2 separate regions of the Homo sapiens genome follow, and region 1 is linked to region 2. Evidence: chromatin loops called from intact Hi-C (ENCODE). Cell type or tissue: HCT116. All regions are shown on one strand.

Region 1 (2,500 bases), 670 kb before region 2:
AGTTTTCATGTCCTCACAAAACCCATCTGGCAGCAGGGAAAGAGGCAGTGTTCCTCACATTCTCCTTTTTTTATCAGAAAGGAAATCTTCTACCAGATCCCTAAAATCTAACTTTATATTTTGTCTCATTAGCCATAGTTATATCACATGACCATGTGTGAGCTAATCACTGCAAGAGGAAAGGATGGTTATTATGGGCTTTGCCTAATCAACATTTCTTCCAGGAGCTGGAAAGAGAACCAGTTTCCCTGAGTGCATGTGCCATCAGTTCCTGAACAGAAACCAGTTTCTTATAGTAAGGAATAAGGAAATAATGGCTATTGGGAGGGATTTCCATAGCATCTGCCACACCTTTCAATGTGTTTCTGTAGCACTTACCATAGTATATAGTGCCCGCTAACTTGTCTGTTTCCCATATGTGATTGTATAAAGGTAGAGATTGGCTTGAGCTCATTGTCTATCTGCAAAATATCATACACAATAAGTGATCTTAAATGAACAAATTAATACTGAATGTTATATTGTACTATAAATGGTCAATATGACTTCAGGATACATCAAGCTGAAGTGTCTGTGCCCTTCTGTAGGCTACGGGAAATCTGCAAGCTTTTATAAATATGCTTCATAAATCATGGAAAAATAAGGCAAAGTCTAATCTTTCTTTCGTTGGTATGTCTTTTTATTAAATTTCAGCACAGTATTTCTGCATTGAATATGTCACCTTCAGTAATATAGGACGCTTTGGGAAAAAAGACACATGCAGGTGTAGACACTGAAGAAGAGCTTTCTATTTTGTCATTTTATTGTTCCTAAACTTGGAATAAGGCTATGTTTCATTTTTCTTATTATATGTTTAGTAGAAGAAATGATCTCTACTTATAGCTTACAAAAGGAAGTTTAATGTAGCAACAAAGTACTAATTAATTTTCATTCACGTGATGTTATAATAACATCTCTGAGAGATGACTTAAGGCATAATGTGTTTTTTTTCTCTTTTGAAATAAATGAACTCATCTTGGATGCTAATTCGTGAGTTACTTTTTAAAATAATGTTTAGTCTTTATAAACAGGAATGCACTAAAATTTAAAAACACGGAAGCGTATGTAGGTCATATAAATTTAAGAAATGAAAACTGTAGCATTCTCGAAAAGTTATGTTTTGCCCTTTAAGAAAATTGTAGTTTATTTCTGCAGCTAGATTAAAAAAAGCACAGAATGAGGAAAAAAATAAATATAGATAGACAGATATAGATGTTTGTACCAAAACAAGTTGATTATTCTCTTTAGATTTGGATATAGATAATGCCCTGAGGGAGATATACTGTAGAACAGTTTCTCAATTGTGACACTATTGACATTTTGGGCTGGATAAGTCTTTGTTGTAGAAGGTTGTCCTTTCCATTGCACAATGTTTAGCAGCGTCCCTAGCCTCTACCACTAGATGCCAGTAGCATCTCCCCATTTGTCACAAACAAAAATGTCTCCAGATGTTACCAGATATTACAAGGAGAGAAAAGTAACCGTAAGTTAAAAACCATAGCTGTTAAGTAGCAAAATTATAAAAATTTTCATCTTAATATGTAACAGCTTAAAAAAAAAGGATGGGTTTGATAAGGTTGGTGACTTTGAGTTATGTGATTGGTACTTGGGCCATAGACTATGGGAACTGAAGAAAGATGATTGATTTGTTTATAAAATATAATAATCCTTTTCCACTGTTTTACAAGACCATTTATCAGTTCTTTTTTTCCATTAGTATGTAGAAAAAAAATAAAAATAATGAATTCAGCAAATATTCATCAAGCCAGTATTCTGCATTAATTATCTTACTAAATGTTCAAGAGTCAAAAATAACAGCCTATTTCCTCACAAGACTGATGGTCTGGAAGTTGAAACATAAACAAATTATTCGACTATTATAACAGAAGAATGAACAAAGCAGCTGAGGAACTCAGAGGAGAAATTAAATACATTTTCACAGAGAGTTCAGGACATTTTTCCATAGACATGCTATTTGAGCTGATTTTTTAAAAAACAACATTAGAAAAAAATGGAATAACATTTAAAACAATGGTGCATACTTGTGAACTTCATGTAGCTCACAGAATTAGAGCAAGGATGTACCAAGATAGAGAAGTTGAAGTAGAAGCTGTCAAGAAAAACAAAGCTGGTCTATGAGAGGTTCATATATTACACAAAAATAATTAGGCCTTTCTCCTGTACGTTTTAAACAGTTCAATATTGTGATTAGAGCTATAATCTAGAAACACTATTGTAGTCATGTGTGGAGGTTAAAGCATCTCTGTCGTGGATGATAATCCACCATGTTGACTTCTGTTTGACCCCAGTTCCAGGAAGGCCTCTAAAATTTCTACTTTATCTACTGTTTCTTGTATAAGAGCACGTACTTACTGTAAATCCTACCATTATGTCAAAACAAGCTTAATCATAAATTCTGCTCTTAGACAGATTCATGTAGCATTCTTGCCTTTCCCTACAA
Region 2 (2,500 bases):
TTGAATTGTCAATGATAGCTCTCTCTCATCCCCGACAGTGGCCATGTGGCACAGAGAATCTGTGCCCTTGAGGGAGGGACATCTCAGCAATTATGGAACATTGTAGTGGAACTCAGAGCTGCCCTGTCACAGTGAAAAGCGATACTGGGCAGAACTCACCCAACACCCAAGGAGGGAACGCTGAGACAAGCCATAGCCAGAGAGGAATCATCCAGCAGAAATTGAGTTCTGGCAAGCCTCAGCACCATGGGCTAAAGTGCTATGGAGTTCCTAATAAACTTTAAAGCCCATCTAGGCCACAAAGACTGCAACTTCTAGGCATGTCCTAGTGCTGTTCTGGGCTGATAGCCAGTAGACTTGGGGGGAAGGCAACCTAGTGAGACACCAGCTGAAGTGGCTGAGGGAGTGCTTCACTACATTATCCTAACCCCAGGTAGCATAGCTCATAGCTCCCAAAGAGACTTTTTTGTTCTTCTTGAAGGGAGAGAGAAGAGTGCAGACGACTTTGGTCTTGCAACTTGGATAACAGATCAGCCACAGTAGGATAGAGCACCAGGCAGAGTCATGAGGCCCTGATTCCAGGTTCCAGCTCCTTGATGACATTTCTAGACACACCTTGAGCCAAAGAGAACATTCTGTCTTGATGGAAAGAAAGCAATCCTGGCAGGATTCATTACCTGCTGACTAAAGAGCCCACGATCCCTTAATAATCAGCTGCGGTAGGCAGGTAATATAATGGGCTTTGGGCATGACTCTGAGACATGTTGGCTTCAGATGTGACCCAGCACATTCCCAGCTGCAGTGACTGCAAGGAAAGACTCCTGCTTGAGAAAAGTAGAGACAAGAATAAAGGAGACTTTGTCTTGCACCTTAGACACCAGCTTGTTAGAGTACCAAGTGAGCTCTTGGGGTCTCTGATTTTAGGCCCTGGCACTTGGACAGCATTTCTGGACCTGCCCTGGGCCAGAGGAGAGCTCACTGCCCTGCAGGGTGAGTCTCAGGCCAGGTAGCATTCATCACAAGCTGATAAAAGAGCCCTTGGGCTTGAAGTAAACATCAGTGGTAGCCTGGCAGTACGGGCATGTGGCAGTGGTGGCCATGGGGACAGAATTATCTGCCTGTGAGAAGGGAGGGAAGAGTATAATAGACTCTGTCTTGTGATTTAGATGCCAACTCACTACAGTATAATAGAACATATAGATGTCAAAAGTTTCTGACTCCAGGCTCTGGCTCTCAGACACCATCTCTGAAACCTCCTGGACCCCAGGGGAGCTCATGAGGGCACATGCTGGTTGATGCCACCACCTGTTGATTATATAGCCCTAGGGCCATGAACAGAGGCAACAGCCAAATAGTGATTACACTGGACCTTGGGTGACACCCAGTGCTGTGTTGGCTTCAGGTGACCACAGGGGTTTTTTGTCTTTCCTCCTCTAACTCCACAAAGCTCAGCAGAGGAAGAGAGGTTGTTTCTTTGGGAGGCAGTAAGAAAAAAGAACAAGAATCTCTGCCTGGTAATTCAGAGAATTATTCCTGATCACATCCAAAACAAGGGCAGTACCTCTATAAGTCTGCAAAAGCCAGAGAATTAATGGGCTTGGGTGCCCCCTAATGCAGATATGGCTGCAGTGACCAGAAACTTAGATTACAACACACAAAGTGCTTCCAAAGAAGGATGGGTACATACAAGCCCAGACTGTGAAGATTACAATAATCTAATCTAACACTTCAATGCACAGACACCAACAAACATCCGGAAGCATCACAACTATCCAAGAAAACATGACCTCAAATGAACTAAATGAGGCATCTGGAACCAATCCCAGAGAGACAGAGATATGTGACCTTTCAGGCAGATAATTAAACATAGCAGTTATAAAGAAACTCATTGAAATTCAAGATAACACAGTGAAGAAATTCAGAAACCTATTGAATAAATTTAACAAAGACACTTAAATAATTAAAAAGAATCAACCGGAAATTCTGGAGCTGAAAAATACAATTGACATACTGAAGAATGCATCACAGTCTCTTAATAGCAGATTCGATCAACGAAAAGAAATAATTAGTGAGCTTGACGACAGACTATTTGAAAATACACAGTCAGAGACAAAAGAAAAAAGAATGAATAATACCTACAGAATCTAGAAAATAACCTCAAAAGGGCAAATCTAAGAGTTATTGGCCTTAGAGAGTAGGCAGAGGAAGAGATAGGGGTAGAAAGTTTATTAACAGGTATAATAACAGATAACTTCCCAAACCTAGAGAAAGATACCAATATTCAAGTACAAGAAGGTTATAGAACACCAAGGAGATTTACCCCAAGGAAGACTACCTCAAGGAATTTAACAATAAAATTCCCAAAAATCAAGCATAAGGAAAGGATCCTAAATGCAGCAAAAGAAAAAAAAATAATATAAAATGGATCCCCAATATGTGTGGTAGAAGGCTTTTCAGTGGAAACTTTACAGGCCAGGAAAGAGCAGCATGGCATATTTAA

Evidence for each region. Peaks named below come from ENCODE experiments on the same cell type or tissue, not always from the same donor. Only the 100,000 strongest peaks of a DNase experiment are listed, where the experiment ranks them.
Region 1: it touches region 2 in a loop (2.6-fold over the local background); 2 of 110 quality-filtered maps call a loop at or near these places.

What each region holds. Positions count from the first base shown.
Region 1 is chr4:33,647,786-33,650,285 of GRCh38, forward strand. No RefSeq gene overlaps it. Among named protein-coding and RNA genes, the nearest start is that of LINC02484, 620 kb to the right of the region's middle. In HCT116, a CTCF peak has its summit at 1,427 (motif pointing right); a DNase peak (open chromatin) is centred at 1,426.
Region 2 is chr4:34,322,408-34,324,907 of GRCh38, forward strand. No RefSeq gene overlaps it. Among named protein-coding and RNA genes, the nearest start is that of LINC02484, 54 kb to the left of the region's middle. In HCT116, no CTCF peak of the experiment used is centred here; a DNase peak (open chromatin) is centred at 1,413.